3 separate regions of the Homo sapiens genome follow, and all the other regions are linked to region 1. Evidence: chromatin loops called from intact Hi-C (ENCODE). Cell type or tissue: heart right ventricle. All regions are shown on one strand. Each heading gives the region's core, and the rest is flanking DNA. Links, peaks and the distances in the headings are about the cores only. Region 1 overlaps DKFZp451B082 (a long non-coding RNA gene). Region 2 overlaps LOC124901498. Region 3 holds the start of LOC105378106 (a long non-coding RNA gene).

Region 1 (5,899 bases), core at 311-5,310:
GGCCTATCGACAGCGGGGACTCTGCCGCTGATTTCTCCTAAGAAGCCTCCTGGGGGTTTGAGCGAATCGTGGTGGTCTCCTTCCCTCTGGAGTGATTAGTTTTGGCTTTGGCTCAACATGGTGCAGACCCATGGGATCCAAAGGGAAGTTGGCCGGGCATTTCTGGGAAGGATGTCTCTTCTTCTGATTTCTGAGTGAGGGTAGGAAGCCCTCTTCTTCATCAGACGCCATGGCTCTTACACGAATGATGCCTAGAGCAGACACAGCCCTTCCAGGACCAGAGGCCAAGGCTGACAATGGGACAAGAGGGCGGAGGAAGAAGTGGGGAGCACCTAAGCCTTCCTCTGACCAAGCACTGTCCTAACCAATTCTGATTGGTTCACTTCTAGTTACATGATATAATAAACGTCCTATTTCTTAAGGCACTTTTAACATGAGTGCAGCATTTTAGAGTTTCATCAGGTGATCCACTGGATCTGAGTCTCTGCTCAGGCTTAAGGATGCCCATAAAAGGTGCCCAATTAAATGTTGATTGGTTGATTGGCACACAGAGAATCGCTGGAAGTGCCGCTGAGTCATCCAGGTGCTAAGAGAGCTTGCCAGGCCTGTCTAGAGGAGGTTGGCCAACTGGAGTGTGTTGTTCTCCCACTCAAGTCCACTGCCCAGTGCTGCCAGGTGTGGGAGAGCAACTCAGAGAGGGCTGGATGTTAGACCAAGCAAGGTCTTGAGAGTGTCACGCTCAGGGAGATGCCCAAGAGGGGACCAGCTGGCTGTTTGTGTGGGTGTTTCCTCACTGGGTAAACAGGAGAGAATCCTCCTTATCAAGGGCCTGTAGAGTAGATGGACTTAAGCTTTTGCACCCACTCTGGCTGAGCTGTAGTGTTAAGAAGGATTCTGAAGCTGTGTCCATATTTAACTGGAAACTGTGCCGTGATTATTAGTTAAGTGTCCCATGGATACAAATGGAAAGAATCGAGGCATTCACGCCAGTGATTCATCCCCCCTGTCTAGGGTCTGGTTCTCGGCTTTTTAGATCAGGAGACTCAGGGAGCCCCTTCAAAGTAGATACCCACTTCAAAAGTGGGTTCATCTATCTCCTGGAAAATGCCCCACTCCCTTTGATAGACTGTTCTGCTCAAAAACATCTTCTGACTGAGCACAGTGGCTCACGCCTTTAATTCCAGCACTTTGGGAGGTTGAGATGGGCAGATCCCTTGAGCCCAGAAGTTTGAGACCAGCCTGGGCAATATGGTGAGACCCTGTCACTACAAAAAAATAAAAACAATTAGCCAGGTATGGTGATACAAGCCTGTAGTCCCAGCTACTTGGGAGGCTGAGGTGGGAGGATCAGCTGGCCCCAGAGGTCAAGGCTGCAGTGAGCTGAGATCATGCCACTTGCACTCCAGCCTGGGTGACAGAGTGAGGTTTTGTCTAAAAAATTAAATGAATAAGTACATAAATAGGTCTCTGAGGCTGAGGACAGGCATCCTCCGGGGATGGGTGGCGCTGTCTGAAGCTGTCTTCCTCTGTCAACTAACAAGCTGGCACCAGAAATTCCAGGTGGTCTCCTGGGCACTCGGTGGACCCTCAGCTCTTCCTCGGACGGTGGTGGGCAGTCTTGGACACATCTCCTTTTTTGGATCCCGTGAGGAAGAGTGTGACCTTTCTGCTTGGCACTTGGCTCATCAGCCTGATGCGCGCATAGCGTGGTAGAGGGCCAGGTGCACAGACGTGGTGCTGTGACCCTGGGGAAAGCTGTCTCGGGGCCCACGTCTCCCATGCAGAATGAAGGGCCCCCTGCAGATCTGCTCCATGTGCCGTGGAGTTGCTGGTTCTGATTAGGGAATGGTTTCCTTTAGTCCCTCCGGGTCTAGGAATGCTCTCTGCCCACCTGGACACTGTTGGGTGAGCACAGGATAAACATCACGAAATGAAGAGTGCCATCTGCAGAGCCAAGAAGCAGAGGCTCGCTTGGAGAAGGACAGGACTGGGCCTAGAAGGGTTTGGCGGGTGGCTCTGCCTGGCCATTTGGGGACAGGAAAGGAGAGGGAACCCCAAGTAATGGGAGCGGCCTGAACAAAGGCCAGGACAGGATGTAGGGCTTGCTTGGGGCCTGGTGACTGAGGCCCCATTTGCCTGGCCGAGGGTCTGTGTTCTACTCAGGGTTGAGAAGTAGGGAAGGATTGGAGGAGGTTAAGGACTTGAGGAAAATGAGACTTTAGGAAGACTCCTGTGGCTGCTGGGGGTGGGAGGGAGAGGAGGGACTCCAGAGAGGCAGAGAACTGTCCAGGAGGGGGTGAGTCTTGGGCTGAGGGTGCTGGCTCCATGCTGGGGGTTCATACCAGAGGCCGCCAGGAGCTCAGGTGAGGGCTGCTGCGGAACTCCCCTTCCTTGGCCAGGCCTCCCTCCCCTCCTTTCCCTTCCCAGGTGTGCTGACGACTCGGTGGACTCAGGTGGTGCTGGCCTCCCGTGCTCAGGGACTGAGAGCTGGTTGCTCCTTCCTACACAGCCCCTCTTTGAGAGACTGCAAACCTACCCCCAGGCAGGCAGAGCTGGGGGACGGGGAGTCAGCCACCGATGTGCTTGAAGCAAAGCAGATGGTGCTCTTGGCTCAATGGAGGTGGCCGAAGGACATGACCTTCCCCTCCGGCCTTTCTTTTGGGAAAGGAAGTCTTTGGTAGTTTGTAGCAACTGAATAAATCTTGTCATTTTGATAAGCAGGGTCCCCGTTTCGCTCCCTGAGCGGAGAAAGCGCCACACTTCCTCCGATTGTTCCCGCTGATGGCATTTGAGTCTGTGAGGCGGGATTGCTGTCCCGGGGAGTTTAGGAAGGAAGTGCAGGCCCCGCCGCGGTGGCAGGAGAGGCGTGCGGTGCGGGCCGGTTATTCTTGGAGGTTATTTCCATCTGCTGGGCCTGGAGCAGCTCAGGTTTCTGCACCCAGGCCAGCCACGTCATGGGAGGGTGAGGCTTTGCTTTATAATAATAGACTCAGGCTCTCCGGGCCAGGCTGGCGGCTCCTTGAGGACATCAGGCCGCCCTGGCTCAGTGTCCCCCAGGACCTGGAGTGCCCCAGGAGCACCCGTTTGGTGTCCCTGCCATGCCCCAGGACCCTCCATGAACAGCAGCTCCTCACGCAGCTCCCAGAAAAAAGCAACTCCCGGGAGACTGACCCGGGAAAGCCACGTGGGGAGAGCCTGGCCGCAGCTTCCCAGAGTGGGAGGAAGAAGGTTCTGGTGACCCGAGCTGCCTGTGGTGTGGCAGCCACTGTCCTGGGAGGCAGGAGCCCCTGGCAGGGCGAGGGTTTGCTCTCTGTCTTCCGGGCACCCCATGCAGGCCCCACTCAGGCCACTTTATTTTTAAATTTCAAGTCATTTGTATGGTTATAGATGTTAGTTTGCTGGCCAACATAAATTACCACAGACTGGGTGCTTAAGTAACAAGAATGCACCGCACAGGGTCTGGAGGCTGGAAGTCATAGGCCAAGGTGCAGTCGCAGCTGGGTCCTGCTGAGGCCCCAAGGGAGGCGTGGCTCAGGACTCACCTCGGCACCCGGAGGTGGCCGGTGGTCTTTGGTGTTCCTTGGCTGGTAGAAGCATCATCCTGGTCTCTGCCTTCCTCTTCACACAGCATCTCCCTGCATGTGGGTCTGTGTCCACATTCCTTCTTTCTATAAGGACACCAGACATATTGGATTAGGGGCCCACCCTACTGTTTGACCTCATCCTAACTTGACTAATGACACCTGCAATAACCCTCTGTCCCAACAGGGTCACCTTCTGAGGTCCTGGGAGTTAGGACTTCAACACATGAATCTGGGGGACACAGTTCAACCTGCGACAGATGTGGCACATACGGATGGTAGAAACTTAGAAAATAGAGATGATCAGAAAATGAAGGAGTAAAAACTCTACATTTTTATGGCTCAGAGATCGTCACTGTGACTAGCTCAGGGTACATCCTCCTGAAGAAACCGTGTCTCAGAATAAGACAGAATGTGTATCCCGTTGGGTAGCCTGCTTTACACAACAGTCTCCATCTCTCTAGTCTGCCACATTTCTTCTCTAATACCTGGTCTGTGTTCAAATTGTGTGTTCTTTCTGGTAGCTTCGTTCAAACCAGTAACCAGTCCGTGGCCATGCATGTTAACTGGTGGTTGTGTCCCTGAAGTCCTCTTTTTATGGTATTGGCTTATTTTGGGCCGGCTGTGTTGCACAACCCCTGCATTGCCTGTAAACTGGCGCTCATAGCTAAACCGCTGATGGCCTCGAGTTAAACGTTGCTGGACAGAAAGCATTGCAGGGACTTCTACTTGCTGCAGGTCAGAAGACACAAAACATCTGGTTGACCTGTGTCAGGGTTTTGCCAGGTCCAGGCGTTCCTGCACTGGGTGGGAAGTGGAACAAGACAACCTCGACTGGCCCTTGCAACACTGAGGATTTTCAGCTTGGAAGTTTCTGATAGTTGTCTTTTCTGGTGGCAGCGGCATTGGGAGAGGGGGCGTGGCAGGGTCTTCGGATCGGTCCAGGCTACTGCCCTTGAGGATTGCACTGAGGGACTGTCCCAAAACGTCCAGTTCTAAGAATAGTGTTCCTTGGATTCCTGACATTTTGCCCACAAATGTGGAGTGAGGGGCACGTGCTTTCCTCACTGCAACTGCGTCTCTCACATACAGCAGGCTGCGATCACACGGGGTCAGCTGCACTCTCGCCAGTCCTCCCTCCTACACCGCTTCCGGGAAGGACCATGACTTTTTTTATCCAACATTTTATGGTTTATTTTTCTTTGGAGGAACAATTTACCAGGAAACACAAATTTCTTGTGTATATTTGCTGGTGATTTGACAAATGCAAACACTTTTATAACCCAAACTTCTGTCAAGTTCTAGAACATTCCCATCACCCCATAAAGTTATCACTCCATAAAGTTCCCCGGCGGCCTGCCCCAGTCAATCTCTGACCACACAGAAGTAACATCATCACTGTTCCTGTTTTTTTCCACGATAGACTATTTTGTCTTTTCTAGAACTTTGTGTAGATGGAATCTGCAGCACGCTGTCTTACTCAGCGAAGTTCTGGGTTTCATCCACGGTGGTGCAGGTGTCCCTAGCTTGCCGCTTTTTCTTTTTTTTGAGATGGAATTTCGCTCTTGTTGCCCAGGCTGGAGTGCGATGGTGCAGTCTTGGCTCACTGCAACCTCTCCCTCTTGGGTTCAAGCAATTCTCCTGCCTCAGCCTTCCAAGTGGCTGGGACTACAGACATGTACCACCATACACGGCTAATTTTGTAATTTTAGTAGAGGTGATGTTTCACCATGTTGGTTAGGCTGGTCTCGAACTCCTGACCTCAAATTATTCGAGTGCCTTGGTCTCACAAAGTGCTGGGATTATAGGCGTGAGCCACGGCACCCCTGGCCTAGCTCACTGACTTTTATTCCTTTATTGTGGGAACATACTGTGGTTTCTTCATTCCTTCTCCTATTGACGGACACTTGGGCTGTTTGAACATTTTTGCACAAGTAATTTTGTGTATGAATGTTTTCCTTTCTCTTGGATAAATATCCAGGAGTGAAATGAGTGGGTCATAGTTGAAATGATGGCAGCATTTTACTCCCCCACAACAATGTCTGAGTCCTGGTGTGACCTAGTCTATTTGTTGCCTTTCTGGAGAATGTGTGGTGTATTTTAATGTGGTTGACTTGCATTTCCCTGATGATTTATGAAAACAAGAACTTTTTTAGCATGCTTCTTGGTCATTTGTATATATTCTTTTGTGACCCTAACTTTTTAAAATTAATTTTTATTTCTCTTCCTTAATAAGCATTGTGAAGTGGCATTGCACTTAGTCAAATAGGCATTCAACACATGAATTGAATTTCTTCCCCATCCTCACCCTTCAGTGA
Region 2 (5,899 bases), core at 292-5,291, 370 kb before region 1:
GCCAGCCTCATTTTCCCCCAGAAGCAGACCCCGGGAGGCTTTCACCCACAGCCACCCTCAGAGCAGCCAGCCCACTCCCGGAAGAGCTGGACGCTGGATCAGCACGCTCCCCTCCAACACTCCCTGGGGAACAGAGGCCAACACATGGGCTGGAGCACCGTGCTGTGATGCCACAATTCAAGGGCCTATCTTTGTACGCAGCTGAAAAGAGGAAATTCAGCGCCAGCGTAGCTTCTCAGCGGCAGCTCACCCCAAGCTGCCAAGGAGGATGTGGGCAGGCAGTGGGCAGCTGTGTTTCGGGAGGCCTGCAACGCTCCACTTCCCTAGCGCGCTCACATGGGATCCCTGGGTTTCCAGACTCATAATGTGCACGGAGGGACGGCTGGCTGAGAAGTTTTGAAATCCATCCCTCGTCGATGGGGTCTTATGCCAGTTCTACTTAATACTTTGTTTTTCTAATTCTAAGCATCAGTTCTCTGCCAGAAAATGAGTTGCGTTTGCTTCAAAAACACTACAAAACGCAGAACTGGCAAGTATAAATGGCTCTAAATTTAATAAATATTGATCACCCAACCAATGTGCAATATTTTTCTTCCCACCCTTTCAAACCCTTCCTTGAGCTTGAAGTCAAAGTTTAGCTGGAGGACCAGCCTCCCACGCCTGTTCTGGCCTTCGTTCCCAAGTTCAGCCTGGACAGTTAATTGACAACAGGTGCGCCACCCATGGTCCTGGCAGGGCTGACCCGGGCTAGAAGCCTCCAGTGCCCCCAGTGGCAGCCCTTCTGCAGGATTTGTGTCCCAACCCAGTTTATTTGGCAAACAACAGTCTTGATGTGGGTGGAGATGGGAAAAACATCTGCCTTCCTCATCTGGCTTTCAAAATACAGCGTTGCCTAAAAGACTGGAAGGGAGGACAGAGAGTTCTAACTGGCTGGAAACTCCTGCCCAAACAGATGACTTGGAAAGCTGATTTCATTCTGGGGGATGGGTGTGGAGTGTTCTAGACCCGCCCAGCAGGTTACAACCTTTTTCTTCATTCCTTCCTTTCCAGAATTGGTTATGGCTATTTTTTCTTTTTTACCCTGAGCATCCACACCGTATCAAACACCATCCAAGTACACATATTTTGTGTGCAGTAGGTTGATAGTTTCTAAAAGAACACACAAAAGCATCTGAGCCAGACTTAAGTATCGCCAAGAAGGAAAAGGCAAAAGGGACCCTATACTTCTGTGACCTGTCAGTGAAGACTTTAAGAACTGAAAAGGACCTTGTTTCCTCCATCACGTGCTGCCCCCTTGCAAACAAGACTGGTGGCATATTTTGTTCATCAGACCATTCTCGATTCTGGACCTCCCCACAGATGCTCCGTTGCTCTGCAGTATCACCCAGTATCCAACATCGGGTGGCCACAAGCACAGCAGAGAGCTGGTATCATGAAGGGCTCTGATCTCTATAAGTTTTCATTTTTAGAAACAGGCACTTACATTCTACAAGAAGTAATGAAATGTTGGCAAGTAGCAATTGTAGGCATGGATGCAGGGGTTAAATAAAACTTTCCCTTAACCGACTGCTGGAATGGATTAGAGAAATCCTTCAAGACATAAACTGTGTGAAAGAGAAGACAGATTGCCTTTCTTCGGCTGACTGAAACTTAAATATTAAAAATTAGGCTTCTATGAAAGCAGGAAATGGAATAGGAAGTCCAAAAAGTAACCAGGAGTGGAGAGATGAGGAAGTAAGTAAAAATCATGAAGCACCTCCTTGGCTACACCCAGGACCCCGGGGCTTCACTGCAATCTCCTCTCTTTCCAGAGGTTTCTAATCTCCAGTGCTCCTCCATATCGATGCAGAGCAGGACGCCTGTGAGTGACACGAGGTGCTTGTCAAACACACAAGCTCTTGGGCTGAGAGTCTGCAGCTACAGGCCTGAGTGCAGCCAAGGATTTTGCCTGTTGATTTCCAGATGACCCAGATCCACACTTGGGTTTAGACTAGTCTCCAAAACCTAGTCTTGCTGACTTTCTTCCCATATCTATGAGCACGAATGTTGGGCCGTTACATAAGCAGCATTGGAAAATCATTACAAAATTCAAGAAAAAAAATCTGAGCTATTTAAGTACAAGGTTTACTATGAGCATTATTTTGGCTTCATTTTACGTGCCATGCTAGTTTATGAACATTCTATAAGATTTTAGGAAGACATTTTATATTCATAATCAAATATTGAAAGGAGAGGGCCCTTATAGCTAATCTGGCTCAAAATCAGCTTTCTGAGAGGATAAGGATGCTCAGGAACCACTGATTTAGGCTGGTCTACAAAATGCTGCTAAGTGTCAACAGCCTGTTGAAAGTGGCATCGCCCTTCCCTAACCTCTAGTGTCTGTTTGTGGGTGTGCTGAGGAGCTAGGAAGTGCCCATAGCCTTCAGGGAGTATCTAGTGTGGTGGCGAATGGGCAGCCCTTTAAAGCCTGTGCTTCGTGCCCAGCAAAGAGCATTCCCATCAACTCTGTTATTTCAACAGGACTGGGTCCTGGGACCTGGCAAGGAGAACCAGTGGCCCTGGACTCTAGGTTCTGCCCTGGGCTGCCCAGATCCAGCCAGGAAGAGCCCAGGGTTGGCAGGGGATGAGACGTGGGGGCTCCATTGACTGAGCTGCCTAAGTACACGCTGCTGCCTTCCATCCTGCACCCCTTCCCTGCTTGGCCACAGTCAGAGCCAAACTGGAATGAACTGCACTGAAGAGAGAAGTGGCTGCCTCCCCTCCCTCCCTGGGCCACAGCCCTGGCTTCCTCTCCTACAGGAAGGGAGGTAAAGCCGCTCCTTATGAAGGATGTGGACTCAGGAGGGGCCACACACAAAGGGGAGCCTGTCACATGGGGGGAGCAAGTCAGGATGTTACTAACAATCAAAAGCTTCCTTCAAAGGTTCCTGTTTAATTAAAAATTTCAAAGCGTAGGACTTCCAACCTGCTGGTCTCCCCAGGACACCCTGAGGGTCTCAGGGGAGGGTGCACTCAGACAGATGGTGCCTCCCCACCCTATCAGCCACCCCGGCCTCTCTCCTCAGTATCTCCAATATAGGGTTACCTCTTAGGTGGTCCTAGAGAACATTTTATTCTAGTGGTCACCTGGCTGAATGCACAGACGTCCCCTGGGACATCTTGCTGGCGCAGAGAGGGGGGCCTGAGGATACCATCACGGGCAGGCACCGTTCCCAGGACAGGGAGAGAGGAAGCAGATTCGTGCCCTTTCTTCATGGTGGGCTCATCACTGAACAGAAAGGAAATCACTGTCAGTCACTCCAGCTGCCAACCTGGGTCTCCCTTCTGCTGCTGCTGGGTAGCAGGCAGTTTTGGTGACCCCAGGTCATGCACCCAGGGGGATTTATTGCCAAGGTTCCTGGAGGACATCTGCCCCCACTGTTCCCTTTGGAGCGTCTCAGTAAGAGAACCCGTAATGTCTAAAAATAGTGCATGTCAAACTTCATAAGGTTCTAGAAAGAGGCCTAAGTATAGTTATCCACTAATAAATTAAGCCGATTTTGAGAAAGATTAGCTATAGGGGGCCTTCTCAAGATTTGATTACGAAGATAAAGTGCTGTATTAAAATATTACAGACTATTTGTAAAGCAGTATGGCACATAAAATGAATCTCAAAATAATAGTAAACATTTAAATAGCATGGATCTTTTTGCCTTGTATTTTATAATCATTTTTCAATCCTTATTATACTAAAAGCCCAGGATTCTCATTTTGTGGATATGGGGAAAAAAAAAAAAAAGCAAGTCTAAGCAAATAACAAGAAATCTGGTTTCACAACTCCTAGCCCAGTTAAGTTCTCGGGACAGAATGAGGTCCAACGTGGTCAACAAACATGACATCATGCCACCCACGAGCTGGACACGCGACACCTGGGGCTCCAGCTGGCCATGCAAAAGGGTGAGGTCTCCATCCCTCCTTCCGTGACAAAAGTAAGCTCTCCTTTCTGAAGAGCCCTCAAGCCAGAGACTGAACCCCCAAATAAAAATACAACAGAGGTCAGCTCTGAGAAACCAAAATGACTCATCACCTCACCTCCTGTCCTAAGTCCCTGGCTTCTCACACTCTCCCCTCTTGACTGTGTTTCGAGGCAAGGAAAATACCTATCATTGCCAATTATGGAACCTGTTACCAATGAAGGCCACCTTGGCTGCAAACTTATCTTTGATATGGGACATTCTCCATTGCTTGTGGTGGAGAGAACAGACCCTTTTCCCTTCTATGGTAATATGCCCCAATGGAGGTTTTCCACCACGTGAATAATCTAGACGACAGGTTTTCTGTGTAGCATCTTATGCCAATCTACGTCCCTCGTGCACAGCTTTGGAGAAGGGTCCATAGCTCTGTCTAGAGGCCCGTCCACCCTGAGCCCAGAACATCTCCATCCCTCAGGCGGCCGCCTGCAGCAGTGCAGCTGGAGGAAGTAAGTATTTTAGAGCATGTTTTCATACCTTGCTACTAGAGAAGTGGCAAAGCACTCTTGTTTTTGAGAAGTGATAACCTCTTAGAGATGAAAAAGGAAAAAGCTAAGGGGAAGCACTGAGCTGGGGAAACTCTTACAAATCAAGAATCTTATAGCAGAAGAGTTTTGCTTCTTTTGGAAACTGAATCAGTGTCACTAGTGGAATTACACCCCCGTGGGGGATGGGGGGGCACTGTTGTCTGGCAAACAGTGCAAGTCATTTGTCACACCTAAACACGACTAGGTTACCCTCAGCTACACCGTGTCTCCCACCGTGTGACCTGTGATTTCTTCCTGCTCTCCTTTCCATCTGTGTCCATAAAGACTTGGAGTGAGATCCGGTTTGCTTTTCTGCCTCCTCTGTCCTATTTGCCAGAGAAAACATTCTGGAATTCCTCCCAGGAACCTTCCCCCAGTGGTTTCTGTCCAGCCATCCGCATTCTGTCCTTTGGGGAAATATTTCTCCTACCATTCTGCACCAGCAGGTGTGCTAACGTAAGCCTGTGCACGAGCACCACTTTGCCTGAAGATCACATCTGTCACAGGAGTGTCTGTTCTGTGGACAACACTGAGGAACGCCTCTCTTTCCTCATGCCAAGCCACTAGCCCTCCACAGACACTTTCTAAAAACTGCCACCCACATCACAAATGGCTGCTTTTACTTCTCTCTCTACTCTCCCAGCTCGTTTTAAATGCTCCAGCTTAAATTTATCACATGTCCTCACTGGAGTTTACGGATAGCTTCTAATGTACCCTAATTCTAGAGTTATGGGAGAGAGGAGCAAATAAAGTACAGGATGTGGCTAAACCAATTTGTAAAAGGAAAGGAAAAAAATGCAACCCAGGCAGAAAACAACGGCATTCTTTTCCTATTAAATGTAAAGCAAATATTAAACTCCTGCAAGGATTTTAGAATTTATATCCATACCCATGCATTTATATCCTAATTGCTCATCACTATGGGAACCAGGTATTTTTGACTGATACTTTAAATATAATAAAGACACAAAAGAAAAAAATAGATCCAGCTTTCTGGGTGTAGACATTTTTCTAGGTGGTGCTTAATGAATTTAAGCTTCTGAGAGATGGTTTGTATTCATTGGATCCCCTATCCTGATACCAGACCCTAGTTCCTTGGTCTTAAACTGCAAGGATCAGACTCGCCTGGAGGCTTGTGAACATCCAGACTGGTGTGGGGCACCGCCAGAGTGTCTGACTCACTGGGTCTGGGAGGGGCCCAAGAGCCTGCAGTTCTAACAGGTGCTATAGATGCTGCTAGCTTAGGGCCCACTTTGAGAACTGGCTGCTTAGCTCAGTGTTTTGAGAATTAATAAGAGAAGGACACGTGGGAGATGAGACTCTGACATTAAGGATCACACCAAAATACCTCTACGCCCTTCG
Region 3 (5,749 bases), core at 1-5,000, 750 kb before region 1:
TTTATTAAATTACCTAGAGTTTTTTGTTCATTATTATTTCAAAAGTTATTTAATGCAGTCTTTTTCTGTTTTTATCACATTTCTCTATTATTATTATTAAATCTTTTGTTTTTCTTTGTTGTTTTCTTTCTTTTTTTTTACTTAGGATTGCAAGTCTTTTTTCTCATTCTTTTATTTTTATTGACATGGATGCTAGGGCATAAATTTTCTATTATTGCTGCTTTAAATGTAACTCAGATTTTTTAATACAGTGTTTTATTTTTTTATTTCTTGAATTATAATTTTAAATATTAGCTCTACCACGTTGTTTTTTTTTTCTTCAGAGATTTCAATCATACACACACACACACACATGCACACTCATACACATATTGTATTAGGGTTCTCCAGAGAAAAGATAAACAATAGGATACATGAAAATTTGTTTGAAGGAAGTAGATTGCACGATTGTGACGCTGGCATGAGAAAAATGTGCAAAGCAGACCAACTGCCGGGAACTCACCAAGAGTTGATGCTGCAAACTTGAGGCACAATTTATTCTTTTCTGGGAAACCTCAGGTTTTTCTCTTACTTCCTCAACTGATTAGGTGAGGCTCACCACCTTATCCAGAGTTACTTTCTTTACTTTAAAGTCAATTGATTATAGATGTTAACCTACATCTACAAAACACCTTCACAGCAAAACCTGGGTTAGTGTTTAAGTGACTGGTTTCTACAGCCTCACCAAGTTGAAACATAAAAGTAACCAGCACAAATGTTGCATCTTTCTTCTCCAACATTTCAACCATTTTCTCTTTCACTCTTTTTATCCATCTTCTTTATATCTTTATGTTATCCTCTTGATTGTGTTTCTTAATTTTTCCATGACCCTTATTAAGCTTTTATTTGAGTCTATTCTTCTTTGGTCATCTTTGGTAATTTAGCCTTCATTTCCTTTAAGATTCTAACATTTTACTCTCTTTTCTGTCCTTGCATTTCCTTAACTCTTGTTTTATTTTTTTGTTCTGTTTCCTGCCTCTATTTTTATTTTTAAATTTTCGATCTAAAGTATTTCCTTATCTTCAAATTCTTTTTTGTGTCTATTTAATTCAGTTTTGATACTTCTGTGACAATTTTCTTCTGTTTCATGCTTGATTTTTTTTTCACAGCTTCTATCTGTTGGTTCACATTTTCTATTTTCTTATTACAGTTTCCTGTGAATGTGGTCCACATTTTCTCTTCCTGTTCATTTCATGGGTGTGATTTCTAACATGAGAGTGCACTTTTTGGTACATCTGTCTTCTTTGGTTTGGTTTCCTTGGTGGATGGTGGTAGTGATGATGGAGGGAAAGAGATGGTTTGCTGGGTCTGCTATGCTGTCATCTCTCATCTCTGTAGGTCCCCCTCGGTTCCTCCCTTCTCCTTCGTGACATGTCCCTGGTGGTTTCCATTCCTTCTTTGTGCATCTTCTCCAGGAGAAGCCCACCTCTGGGGCTGCCTCTTCCTGCCTGACTCATGTTCAAAGTCCCTTCCAGGTGGCTGTTGCTCTGAACTACCAAGGCCTGAGCCATCCATCACCAGTCCTTCAGCATCCAGGAATGGATTTTTCTTTTTGAGGCCAGATGGTCTTTGCCTCATCTAAGGCACCCTCATCCTGTGTTTTTGTTTGTTTTTTTTTCCACAAAGTCACATAAACCTTGCGGACCCCTTGCCCAGAAGCTCCCAGTGGTGGTGACAGGGGCTTAGCTGAAATTTGGTCTCCTTCTCTGTGTTGAAGTAATCTTGCAGATTGTGGTGTCCTCTGTCATCTTGTGAACTGCACGTGTGGCTCACAGGTGGTTTCACTGGTTTATTTTCGTGGGAAGGCTGTGCAGGCAGATGAGAATCAGGCCCGCGCCATCCTCCCCCACACCCACGAGATTCCCCAATCCCTTTTTACTCATTTTTTTCTACTTCTCCCTCAACAAGAAGCCACGGTCATGAGAAACCTGAACGGGGACTTGAGTAACTGAGGATGCGGCGCTCTGCTGCAGAGGCAACAGGGCACCATGAACACTAGCCGGGTACATCCAAAATGGAAAAATATGACTATCTCTCAGGGTTGTCGTGCAGATTAACTGAAACAATAATCATGAAAGCACGTGGCACACAGTGACTTCTTAAGCCACCTGTCATCTCTGTAACCAGGCCCTAGAAATTGTCCTTCCGGGGTTGCTCAGGGGGTCAGTGACCCAGCCCCCCTTCACAGGAACTTGTTGGGGTGTGTCCTTAGAACCCACAAGGCAGGAAGTGAGCAAATTCTTAGTTTTCCCTTAGCTAAGAACGATCATGTAAAGAAGGTATTGGGGTCTCTGATACCTGGATACAGAATCACTTAATAATACACATCGGCTTTGCCCACAAACGGGGGAGCAAAGAGGAACCTCATAGCCTCACACTAATTCTGAGCACGTGATCAGCCTCGGCTGCCGGTTCGTCTGCTGAGGAGGAGGAGGAGGAGGAGGAGCAGCGTCTGAAACACGGGAAATGTCCGAAGCCATCTTTCCGCTCCAGCCACTTATGGGTCAGAGTGAAATCTTTCTCTTCTCTCCTCTACGTCAGTTTAGAGTCTCCTATTAAACAGAAAACATGTCGAGCTCATAGGAACACCGCTTTCTTTCCTCCTTCCTCTGAATTTTCTTCACCATCTTCCCCGACACAGGCACCCTCACCCCTGGCCCCCTGCCCACGTCACTCCTCAGTGCTGGCCTCCGGTTGTCAATAGCAGCAGCGACTGTGTCTTCATGAAGAAAGATGGATAAAATATTACCATAACCTCAGAGGCATGAGCAAAGCCCTTATTAGAATTCGGGACCTACAGCTGGAACTTCCAGCATGGGGCGGGAGATAAAGTTCACTATTGTTAGCTCACAAGTGGCTCCGACTTCCTGGCAACTGCAGTGAATTACTCAGTCATTTATGCAGGCCTTCAGAAACAGTCCACTGTTTCCCAACAAAAAAGGCATTCAGGAAGGGAGCGAAGGCTCCGCGGCCCTGGAGAGCCGGCTTTAGGGCAGCCACTGGCCGGGCGGTCTCCCAAGTCAATGGCCTCTGTGGGAAAGGCAGTGATGTCACCTCGAATGTATTTTCGGGGCTTTGCCCTGCTTTCTCCTGATCTCTCCCTCTCAGGCTGTTTCCCTGTTTTATTTTTCTCCTCTTTCTTTCTCTCCTTCCAGCTTCTTTGAGGGCATTATGACTTTTTTCCAAGTTTAGAGCTCAAATCCACTGAAGGCCCGCACGCAGCCCCATGACTGCCATGGCAACGCCGGGCCTGGTACACTTTTTTTTTTTTTTTGCATAAAAAGTAGAGAAAGATTGAAAAGAGGGACAAGAATGAAAGGGGGAACGGAGCCAGTTTGGCCTGCGCGGGGCTGGTGTCTGCTGGGCAAGGACAGAAGCACACGGGGAACGGGACTCGTGAGGCCGGAGGAGCCAGCGGAGGGGCCTTTGAGAAACAAATTTGTGATCCTTCACGGTCAAAGCTTCCGAAAAAGCTCTGCGCTTCTGACGGATGACAAGAGAGGGAGGGCAACAAAGTTCTCACAAGAAATAAGGTCTCGCTTTTGAACATGTACCCAATTGCATAGTTTAGAGGAAGCTTTCAAAAATCTGTCTAGCCTCTCAAAAAGAAAGACAAAAAGAAGAAGAAGAAGAAAGGAGCGAAAAGTCTCAAAAGGACTTTTGACCTGTGTAGAAAGAGAGCAGAAAACACGCTGACACATTTCCTGGAATACCCAAGGTCCTTGAGCTCCCTATTGTTAAACGGCCTCAGTGGAAACTCGAAGGTGTCAGCTGTGTCAAATCAACTCAAAATAATCGATGACAAACAGAAAGAGACATTCATTACTGTACCTTCTTCCCCTAGAGAATATAACATTACCTTGAACTCCTGAAAGAAAATGAATGTCATGTCTCCGATATGTTTTGTGTCCATTCTATCAAAAAGCAGATTGCAAACAGTCTGAGAAAGCAGCTCCTGAAAAATCCAGACAACTGCCCCCATGAAAGCCGGGGCCAGCAGGTGAGGTGACTTGAGCGTGCAGGCATGGATCGCGGTCTCCTGCTGCCCAGGGCTCTTCCTGCTAGCATCAGCATCTGATGGATGAGAGCCCCATCTAGTTCCTGGGCCCTGGGTTACTGCCCTCTAATCCTGTCCTTGACCTCCTTCCCAAAAGTGTTATCAGCCATAGTCCAAGCTCCATGTTCTCCATGTGGTTACACACAAATGCACCAGGCCAAGAGTCCTTGAAAAACTTAGACACTAATCACAGAAGACACAGTCCTCAAGAAGGGAATGGCAATGTTATTTCTACCAGCAGCAATGGCTCAGGCCAAGGAGTTGGAAAGAAGAGACAAAGAGGAAGGCGAAGGCAGGCTCTGGAGAGGACATGGACTCTGAGGCGGGTCTGGAGATTGTTCATGGGCACAGAGTAACAGGAATGTCCCACACTCAGGTGCAGGGTGACTGGGTGTTGAGCGGGCTGGACTCACTGACTGGCACACTATCCAGAAAAGGCTTTGTGCTTCTCCTACACATGAGCTGTGGGATCCCCACTCCTAGTCCTTGGATGGGGCAGATGCCATTACTTTCCAGTCATTAAACGTTAGGACTCTTTATTTAGTTTTCTCTCTCTCTCTCTCTTTTTGATGGAGTTTTACTCTTGTTGCCCAGGTTGGAGTGCAATGGCACGATCTCAGCTCACTGCAACCTCCGCCTCCTGGGTTCAAGCGATTCTCCTGCCTCAGCCTCCCAAGTGGCTGGGGTTACAGGCATACACCACCATACCTGGCTAATTTTGTATCTTTAGTAGAGACAGGGTTTCACTATGTTGACCAGGCTGGTCTCGAACTCCTGACCTCAAGTGATCCACCAACCTCGGCCTCCCAAAGTGCTGGGATTACAGGTGTCTTTAGTTTTCATATGATAAAATTTCTACTCCAATTGAGACCTAAATTTCAGTCTCTCGAGTGGTTCACATTATCCTGGAGTTTTGCCCAGAGGTCATGTCATTGGTGGTTGGGGCACACTGATTTGGCAGTCAGGTGGCCATACACAGGGGCTCTTTTAGAGGCCCCTCTGGGATTTTTGGAGACCGCTTCAACGGTGTCTGTCCCACCTGATCTCCAGTCCAGGAAATGCATTCTCAGCAGACTCCTCTCTCGCCAGTGCTGCCTCTACCCAGCAGGGTGCTGTAGCCTCCAGCCTGGGACCCTCCTTCCGGCAGGTGGTCCTCTTGGACAGGGTGTCTCAAGAGGCCTCCACACCAGCCATCTTCTGCAGTCTGCACTTGACCAAGAGATGCCCCACAACCTTACCCCCACAAGGTATCAGAATAGGCCACCCCCTGCCCCCCGCATCACCCCCTCTCTGTCTGCATGAGCCAGCCTCCCTCTTAAGCATTCTTGAGGTGAGACTGAGGAACCAATGCCTAATTCCATGCATCCCCCTCTCTGGGGCACTGCCTTAGACTGGCACATGCACTCTGCCACTTTGCCCCTCCTCTGGGGGACCCTAGAGGGGCCTAAGGATTCTGTAGTTGAGCAAGCTCTCCAGTGTATTGTGAGAGACCAGTCTCTTCTTGACGCCATTTCCACACTGTATGGTTATGTTCTCTTGCTGTCTCTTCCCACCCTCCCCTCTTGCATTCAGCTTGGACAGAATTGGAAAGAAAGAACATCCTGACTCCATACCTTATAGGAAAAAAGAGAGAAAATGCTCAGCTCACACTCA

What was found. Hi-C counts contacts between places; a loop is a spot of excess contacts. Peaks named below come from ENCODE experiments on the same cell type or tissue, not always from the same donor. Only the 100,000 strongest peaks of a DNase experiment are listed, where the experiment ranks them.
Region 2: it touches region 1 in a loop (5-fold over the local background); 3 of 110 quality-filtered maps call a loop at or near these places.
Region 3: a loop joins it to region 1, with 3 times the contacts of the local background. A loop is called at or near these places in 4 of 110 quality-filtered maps.

Annotation. Positions count from the first base shown.
Region 1 is chr6:163,332,871-163,338,769 of GRCh38, reverse strand. It overlaps DKFZp451B082 (a long non-coding RNA gene), which reads left to right. Exons shown (of 4, transcript NR_033862.1): 4 at 1-428. Among named protein-coding and RNA genes, the nearest start is that of DKFZp451B082, 11 kb to the left of the region's middle. RefSeq lists an enhancer at 2,760-3,573. In heart right ventricle, for the core only: a CTCF peak has its summit at 2,908 (motif pointing left); a DNase peak (open chromatin) is centred at 2,869; H3K27ac peaks cover 5,000 bases.
Region 2 is chr6:163,706,729-163,712,627 of GRCh38, reverse strand. LOC124901498 reads left to right here. Exons shown (of 5, transcript XM_047419664.1): 5 at 1-573. The coding sequence ends at 205. Among named protein-coding and RNA genes, the nearest start is that of QKI, 290 kb to the right of the region's middle. RefSeq lists enhancers at 4,175-4,294, 5,777-5,846. In heart right ventricle, for the core only: a CTCF peak has its summit at 760; DNase peaks (open chromatin) are centred at 727, 1,888, 2,826, 3,896 and 2 weaker places; H3K27ac peaks cover 4,841 bases.
Region 3 is chr6:164,082,909-164,088,657 of GRCh38, reverse strand. LOC105378106 (a long non-coding RNA gene) reads right to left here and starts at 2,659. Exons shown (of 2, transcript XR_943218.4): 1 at 2,338-2,659; 2 at 1,659-1,845. In heart right ventricle, for the core only: no CTCF peak of the experiment used is centred there; DNase peaks (open chromatin) are centred at 2,987 and 3,307; H3K4me3 peaks cover 1,284 bases; H3K27ac peaks cover 2,830 bases.